2 separate regions of the Homo sapiens genome follow, and region 2 is linked to region 1. A link is a contact called in ENCODE Hi-C or POLR2A ChIA-PET data. All regions are on one chromosome and are shown on one strand. Each heading gives the region's core, a stretch centred on a gene start or an enhancer-like site at or near the end of the contact. The rest is flanking DNA. Distances are from core to core; before and after follow the strand shown. Region 1 overlaps ZMIZ1 (zinc finger MIZ-type containing 1). Region 2 overlaps TSPAN14 (tetraspanin 14).

What was found. Hi-C counts contacts between places; a loop is a spot of excess contacts on that map. ChIA-PET counts read pairs that join two places held with the same protein, here RNA polymerase II (POLR2A). Pooled maps may share reads with other maps.
Region 2: a loop to region 1 is called in a map of OCI-LY7, with 7 times the contacts of the local background. The contact joins two enhancer-like sites. A Hi-C loop is called at or near these places in 1 of 168 maps with a recorded cell type or tissue (OCI-LY7), 1 of 37 single-sample maps with no recorded cell type and 6 of 50 pooled maps. POLR2A ChIA-PET finds 5 or more read pairs at or near these places in 1 of 52 experiments (WTC11).

The regions. Positions count from the first base shown.
Region 1 is chr10:79,244,415-79,248,653 of GRCh38, reverse strand. The region is part of intron 7 of ZMIZ1 (zinc finger MIZ-type containing 1); the gene reads right to left. Among named protein-coding and RNA genes, the nearest start is that of PPIF, 100 kb to the left of the region's middle. RefSeq lists cis regulatory regions at 1-307, 3,424-3,924, 3,298-4,130, enhancers at 1-600, 2,098-2,177, 2,208-2,257, 2,268-2,437, 2,658-2,737 and 2 more and a silencer at 1,293-1,362. Within about 2 kb of position 1,897, at least 27 of the 41 ENCODE cell types and tissues checked have a DNase peak (open chromatin) inside an H3K27ac peak, as active enhancers do; they include OCI-LY7, where a contact is called at or near this core.
Region 2 is chr10:80,470,028-80,474,208 of GRCh38, reverse strand. All of the region lies in intron 1 of TSPAN14 (tetraspanin 14), which reads right to left. Among named protein-coding and RNA genes, the nearest start is that of TSPAN14, 18 kb to the right of the region's middle. RefSeq lists enhancers at 1,035-1,084, 1,717-1,946, 2,647-2,716, 2,727-2,966. Within about 2 kb of position 1,813, at least 15 of the 41 ENCODE cell types and tissues checked have a DNase peak (open chromatin) inside an H3K27ac peak, as active enhancers do; they include OCI-LY7, where a contact is called at or near this core.

The DNA of each region.
Region 1 (4,239 bases), core at 648-3,147:
CCCCCACCATGGGCAACCACAAAACAGGAACCCTGAAACAAGACGAGGCTTTCCATTGCGTCAGCAGGGGCAGGGACATTCCCACAGCAGGACGCCGACCTCGCACTACTCCCAACTTCTATGCCCGATTCCTGCCTGCTACTCAGCAGCAGCCCTGCTCCTAGAAGCAGGAGGAGTCCCAGTGCCTCTGAGGCTCCAAAGCCTTTGATGGCTCCCCACTGCCCTGAAGGTGTTGCAGCAGCCTCACTCAACCTCTCCTCGAGCTCCTGCTAACCTCCCCCCTGCCATCTGGAGGGACATCCTCCTTTCTCATCAAGCGCCATACCTCTCCTGGTTTCCAAGCCTTCGCAGCTACTAGTCCTCCCACCCAACAGTCCTTTCTCATCCTGCCCATTTCCAAAATCAAGTTTCACCTGGGAAGTGTTTCAGGCCGCTCCAGCCTGAAAGTCACCATTTTCCCCTCTTCCTTCTATAGCTCTTGGGGTGTAGAGCATAGGCCTCTGTTCATCTAATTCTCTCTTGCCGTGCTGCACCCTAATATTTCCCACTGCACACCCAGATGCGGGTGGTGGCACCCAAAGACATGGCCCAAGCTTCTTTCTCACTTTCCTCTCTCCCCACCTCTCTGGCACAGGGCTGGTATTGAGGCCCTGGAGTGGAGTCTACCTTTTAGAGATGAGATAAAGATGAGGCAGAGATGAGACACTCAGGCCCCCAGAGGGGAAGTGACTTGCCAAAGGTCACACACTAATTTGGCACCAGACTACAGATACAATCACTTCAGGGCTAGTGTTGGGAGCCATGATTCTACCAATAGCATCAGAATTATCTGGGGAGCTTTACAAGCCAAATCACAGGGGCCGGGCCTCCCCTCAGACCCAACAACTCTCCAGGGTGGTTTGGGAGCCTCAGTCTCAGAAAATGTGAGTGTCCTGGCTAAATCCCCTGTTCTCCATTCACCCAGTACACACAAAGCAGCACCACTGCCCCAGGCCAGGCACTTCTAAGGCCTGGCCTCACCCTACGGGGGGTGGGAGCAGTTGGGGAACCCAGCAGGGTCTCTGCGGCTTAGAGAAGCCCCAGGGTGGCTCTAAGGAGAAGTCAGGGCCATGGCTGGGGCTACTGAGAGGGAGGAAAAGGGTCATACTTCCTGAGCCTGGCCAGGCAGGGGGACAGCAGACTGCCTGCTTGGCCCACCCAGGGGTCCTCACGCCCAGTACTCTGGGTGATGGGGGTAGCTCCCAGCTCTGTGCATCAGTTTGGAAAGGCACACAGCCCATCAGATCCTGGGGAACAAGGACACTGTGAGCTTCCCCGAGGGACTCACTATGGGTCCTGGAAGGGCTCCCCGGAAAGGCCTCATCAGTGCCCCGCCCCTGACCATTTTCTCCCTCTAGAGGACTGGAAACCTGAGAGTGTCGCCAAAGGTCCTCGCATCCCTCAAGCTGCCCTGATGGGCCTTGAAGAACCCTCTTTCTGGTGTGCGGGGGTCCCTGCAGAAAGCCACCGCATTTTCAGACCTCCCACTTCAGTCAGGTCAGGGCCATGGGAGCTGGAGGCGGCAGCAAGGCCTGCTGCTGGGGGAGTGGGCACCTCAGGACACAGGGACAAGGCCACAGGAAGCTAACCCTCACCTCAGGGCTGGAGCAGGAAACCAGGCAGCAGGCACAATGAAATCATAAACCACACGTTCCCACTGGGAGACTGGGATTTGCAGTGGGCTGGGAGAGGGCATTGGCTCCATCCATGGCCTCTCCTGCCATGTGACCTTGGGGCAGGAAGTCCCTTCGGCCCTCCGGCCAGTGGGCTGGCCTTCCTTCCCTGCCTGTGGTGTCTGGCCAGGGAGCTCCCTGGGAAGCTGGAAGTGCTTCGAGGGTGGAGGCCTTGTTTTTCCCTTTGCAGGCTCCCTCGTGAGGCAGCTGCTGCTCTGCCAGGCCCTGGGAGAGTTTCCTCCTGCAGCCGAGGCTTGGGGAAGGAGGGCGAGGGAGGCCCAGCAGATGCTCTGTGACACGGTGTGGCGGGGCAAGAGCAAGGGTGAGGTGCACTCTGTACCAGTCAAAGGTCCCGAAATCCTTCTCCCTGCTGGGTTCGGGCCTGTACCCCTCTCTCTGAGGTGGTGCTAAGGATCCCAGCCACAGGCCCCACTGAGGAGTTCCTTCCCCATGGAGGAGCCAGCCTCTCCCGAGGGACCCATGCCGCATCGCTCAAGGTAAACACCTCCCTTGCCCAGAGAGCCTCGCGCCCGCTCCTTCCAGCTCTGCCAGCACAGAACTCTCTGTTCCTGAGGACCCGAGGCTGAGCTGGCGCTCCCGCCCGATCAATGGATGACTTCACAGGGACTGACGCCTACTGGCACCAAGACTGTCCCTCAGGGAGGTCTGAGGCTGCTCCTGGGACCGCTGCCCACTCGTGCCCCCTGGCTGACCTCTGCTGGATGACAGAGTGCTGGCCAAGGGGTTGGAGACCTGGGACTCATGCCACCCTCTTGCTGGATGACCTTGGGCAAAAGTGAACCTCAGTTTTCTCCTGTGTTAAATGGGAATGCCTGGCTGGTCTACTCCTTCCCCGCAGCAGGCTGCCACAAAACAAATGCTAGAGAAACAGGAGGTCTCTTTATCTAACAGACTCGCCTGCACTGTTACACTTGTGGGCTCTGAGCTAGTGTCCTCACTGCACCTCTGTCTTAAGTCTATCCTCCTGGACAGCGCTGTCTGTCGTCCATGGAGCTTCCTGTTGTGGTGGACATGTTCTAGAGTCTGAGCTGCCCAACAAGGCGGCTACCAGCCTTCGGTGGCTACTGAGTGCTTGAATGTGGTTAGTGCCAAGGATAAGCTTAACTCATCCCTTTAATTAATTGAAATTCACAAACAGCCACATGTGGCCAGTGGCTACTGTACTGAATGGCGTCATCTTAGACCCAGCTCAGTCACTCCTTACTCCCTGGGGCAACATTCAGGAAGCCCCGGGCAGGACTTCCGCAGAACCTCTGTGGAAGCACCTTTCTCCCTCTAGCTGCCTGACTCCAGACTAGGGACTCATCTCAGAGTTCCCAGGGACTGCATGGACTGGGTGCTCAACCAATGCAGACTGAGATCTGGAAGTGCTCTTTCAATCCCTCTGCCCCCCGACCCCGTCCCAACTCCAATGGGGAAAACACACCCAACCAGCCTTCCACTCGTGCCATCATCATTCAGCAGCCACTGGGCACCCACCATCCGCCAGGCACCACAGTTGGCACTGGGGCATACGGTGATGAGAAACACGTGGTCCCTGCCTTCAGGGAGCCCACTGGCATCAAGGTCTTGCTCCTGTTGGAGCCAGGCCTGGCCTCCTACATCCCCAACTGGATGATCTCGGGCACATCAGTTTTCCCATCTGAAACTGGGGCTCAAAAGTCCCTGAGCGCACAGGCTGTGATGAGAATCAAGAGGCATGAGAGAGGCACAGGGGCTCTGAGCCAGGGGAGGGCTGTGCAGGGCAGTGGAGGCAGCCTTATGTAGCGAGGTGTAAACTCTGTGCAGGCTGCGCTTCCGGTAAAGACCTAGATTCTCACCAAAGCATCGCCGTTTGGTGGTTTCTCACTAAGGAAGTTCAGGATAAAAATAGCTCAGAAGGGGACTTGAATCCAGCTAGTTGGAGGGTAGTCACTGCCTGGCTTATACACAAAAAAAGGGGAAAGGCTTGTTAGGAGCCACGTGGACTCCAAGAGTCACCCTTCCACGCAACCCCTGGGACAGGGCCTTTCCTCCATAGCAGATGGGAGATAAGCTTCAGGCCCAGAGCCCCATAACTGGGGGAGCCGGAGCCCCCACGTAACATCTGGGGTCACCCTGACTTCAGGATGGCACGGCCTTTTCACCCCAACTCACTCCTCAGCCAGATTTCTGACTCTCAGCCTGATTTCTCTCCTCAGCCCAATTTCTGTGGCCACTCTCAAAGATGGGCCAATGAGAAGCACACTGGCACCAACTCCATGCCACCTGCCACACAAAGCCTTCCTGCTGGAAGAGCCATCAGCCCTGCTCAACACTCATCTGGCAGTCTCGCCTGATGGTCAAGGGCGAAGGGACTGGGTCCCCACTGCAGGAATGACAGTCTCCTGAAACCCGTCTAAAGAAGTGCCAGCTGACCTCTCCTAGTTTCCCCCCAGAGGGCTTCTCGACCCAGGAACTGGTACCTATCTGGTGCCCACCGCACCATGGCTTGGCTTCGAAGACACCAATACCAAAACCACATGCT
Region 2 (4,181 bases), core at 564-3,063, 1.2 Mb before region 1:
GCTCCCAGAACTGGCCTCTGACCTGATCACAGGCCCATCCCAAGGAAGGGCAGCCACATCCCCCAAGGAAGGCGGAGTTTCTGCTGCACCTCTAGTAGCACCTGGGGCCTAGACATTCCTACCATCTGAGAAGGGGGTCTCTAGAGCCCACTAGGTGCTGAGGAACATTCACAGGCCAAAGGAACAGGCAGGCCCAGGGAGAGAAGCCTAGGAGGGGGCAGGCGAATATGAAAGGGAATGGGCCCCAGTAGGAGAGAGAATCACTAAGGCAGGCCAGGGCAGGCTGCTCAGCTGCCCACAGCAATCTCACCCTCTGAGGATGGAAGGAGGGGCTCGGCTCTCTCTGACTCACCCCTTAGAGCCAGAACTGTCCATGCACATCCCTGACCCATTCCCTCATTAACCCAAACGCCAAATCCAGGGGCCACCAGAAACACTGCAAAATCAGACACCGTGGCATGTGAACCTGTGGTTTCCAACAAAAAAGAAAAAAAAAAACTTTAATTTAAAAAAAAAAAAAAAACCCATCATGGTGGCAGCAACCGCTCACTGGAGTGAAGAAGTTTGACTCTTTACTGTGGGAAGTCACTACACAGCTGCACAACGTCAGGGGGGCTGGATCCCCTCCTTTATCACAGGGTGACAAACACTGCCCTGGCACAGTGTGGGGAAGGTGGGCCCCCAGCTTCCAAGGCCATCAAGCCCCTGACCGCCAGCCCTGGATGGCCTCCACATGCAGGTGCAGGAGAGGCTGGGCCCCAGCTCTGAGCTCCACCAGGCTCTCCAAAGGGTCTGAGGGTCTCAGTGCCTGGCATCCTGTAAAAACCCTGATCTTAGTGACTGAAACACTGTGAATTTCCACCACCAAAAACTCACAACCCAAAACCTGCCAAGTTTCAGGACACCGAGGGGCCTCCTCATTAACCTGGTGAGAGGAGGCCTCTGTCTACCTCAGTGCTGTCATCAGGAAAGCAGCAGAGTGGGTGGATTTGAGTCAGGGGAGTCCTCAGTGGGAGAAGCACTGGGCCTGGAATGGAGGTCACCTAGTCCAGTGACTTCCAAGCTTACTATTTTTATTATTTTTTAAGCTACAGGAGGCTTTGTTCAAAGAAACTCTGACCCAGAAACCCAACATGGAAGCAGGCAGAGCAGGACACTTTTATCTTCAGGTGGCTGGGGGAAAGGAAGGCTTCACAAGGTGCACACTAAAAACCATGGGCCTACTGTGACTGACGCCATGCTCCACAGGACAGCAGAACGGCTCAGGAGCTGCCTCCAGAATCATATGGCAACTAGTTCAACAGAACTGTGATAGACTTGGAAATGCATGTTTTGAAGAGCTGTCATTCACAGCAGCTTGAAAAAGCCCCCACTGGCCAAATCTGGAACAATCTGAGCGGCAAAATAAACAATAATAACAACGGATTTTAACTCATTGAATAAAATAAGAATTCATGAGCCCATTCTAATACACACACAGAGATAAATAAACAGGAAAGAAGGAAAAGTTATGTGTAGCACAATGATACATAGCTACAGCAGTTCTGTATAGTTAAATGATAAATGTAGAAGGAATTATGGAATTAAATCATCGCATTCAACACCCATGACAGAAACAACCGACTGTGCCAAGAATCTGCAATGGGTCCTAAAACCAGTCATGAGTTTGATGTGAAATAGCATACTGTATTTGCATAATCTCAAAGTATCTCCCCACAGGACACTTACAAAGAACAAAATAGTAACTTAGAGGGGAGAAACCCAGCAGACATCACCATAAGCAAGCGATCATTGTCAATATCACCGGTAATGACTCAGACCCACATCATGTGCCTCCCAAGGGGATGCACCTAGAACTCACCATTTCCGCAGTATTCCTTACAAAACTGCAAAACTTGCAGCTAACCATGAGGAAACAACAAACAAACTTAAATTAAGGGAGATACTACAAAATAACTGGCTTCAAGTAACTGAAACATAGAGTTTGTGGTCCTTCTTGGAGGAACAAAAAAAAAGCAAACAAAACATTCAGGCCTTGGGCCCCATTGGAGATTTTCACTTTTACGTTTTTGAGACAGGGCCTCACTCTGTGACCCAGGCTGGAGTGCAGTGGCACCGTCACAGCTCACTGCAGCCTTGACCTCCTGGGCTCAAGTGATCCTCCTACCTCAGTGCACACCTGCAGTCCCAGCTACATAGGGAGATGGGGTCTCCCTATGTTGCCCAGGCTGGTCTCAAACTCCTGCTTAAGCCATCCTACTGCCTCGGGCTCCCAAAGTGCTAGGATCACAGGCATGAGCCACCACGCCCAGCACCCATGAGAGATTTTCAGAATGATTCATCAGGCAGCTCATTCAACTGCACCAGCAGCCTCAGGGCAACACCTGCCCACCTAGGTGAGGCAGGGCCTGGTCACCCACACCTGCCACTCACCCCACACCTGCTACCCACCCCACCCCCACTTCTCAAATGGCTAGGCAAAAGGAGGCCTGGCACCTTGACTTCCAAGTTGATGTCCCAACCTACTTCCCTCTGCCATTGAAGGTGAAGCTGCCCACTCAAGGGAGGATGCTAGGCCAAAGCAGGCATAGTGCACGTGTCCTATACCCATACCCTGATCATCATGACAGGCCTGTTTCTGAAAATCTAAGTCTACATGAAATGTCTATACACAGAATCCTTTTATATGCCCCTGGTAAGAGCACATCAGAGCCTCTTCCTCAGCTAGTTGCAAACAAACGTGGAGAGTCTGGGCCCAGTCTACACTAGTATTCCCAATGTGAACAAGAACCCAGGGAGTCCAAGGTGCTGTGCCTCCAGACCTCAGGAGGACTGGGCTGGGCCCTGTGGCCTCCCTAGATCAGCAAGGTTGAAGCAAACCACCCAGCAATCCATCAGTGCACAGGCTCGCCTGCCAAGCCCATGGGGTGAAAAGACTTTTGCTGTGGGAGACAAACACCTAAAGACTTGTTTCTACATGTTCAGGGCACTGCTGCATGTAAGACACCGAGAATGAGGCCGTGGAGACAAACACCAACTCAGAGTGGGACCTGTGCCTGACTCAGGGAACTCAGAACATGACTCCCTTCACTAAGTGCAGTCAAGTAGGTGCTGGAGGGCAGAGAGAAGGAGGTGGTGGTGGTGGCAAGCTGGTCAGGAAATGCTCCCTAAAGCAGCTAGTTTAAATTTGTACTAGATGAGGGCAGCACATCTAGAAGCTCCCCAGTTTGGGATCGAGAGCTGTGCCTAAAGATAGGGAGGGACACACTGCAACCCGACCTGGCAGCAGGCAACTGTTTCACCCCGAGACTGACCCTCCAATGAAGATTATTAACAGAGCCTTCAGTGCATCCCCAGCTCCAGGCTGGGCCCTGCAGATGATACCAAGACAAAACCAGCATGGTCATCCTTGCAGGGCTGACACCATTGGGGTGGGAGCCACTCCTGAACACCATAGATGTTCCAAGTGATGAGTGGCCCATTCTTGGGGAGAAACAAACTTTGCTCCAATAACTGGGTCTTTAAAAGCTGGCTGTTACAGGAGCTGCTCCAGTAGGCTGCAGGGATTTGACCTACATGCCTAATGTAGATTTGAAGTGTTCTCTTTGTACAGGTCACAAAGAAACTACATAAGAGAGTTTAGAATTATATTTACTCCTCATTCTCTATGTTTCCACGCCTGAAAGGCATAAAGATTATGGCTGTAAGATGCTTAAAAATCTTTTTATACAAAATTGCACAGTCAGCTAGAATATACTGTCAGTCTTCCATATATCCACAGGTTCCACATCCTCAGATTCAAGCAACCAGGATCAAAAGTATTCAGGAAAGGCTGGGCGCAGCGGTTCACACCTGTAATCCCAACACTTTGGGAGGCAGGTGGATCACCTGAGGTCAGAAGTTCAAGACCAGCCTGACCAATATGGTGAAACCCAGTCTCTAACAAAAATAGAAAAATTAGCAGGCCTGGTGGCGCACACCTGTAGTCTCAGCTACTCAGGAGGCTGAGACAGGAGAATTGCTTGAATCTGGGAGGCGGAGATTTCAGTGAGCTGAGAACGCACCATTGCTCTCCAGCCTGGGCAACAGAGCAAGACTCTGTCTCAAAAAGAAAAAAAAATTACAAATGCTTTAAATTATATAATACTTACATAGCATTTACATTGTATTAGTTATTATAA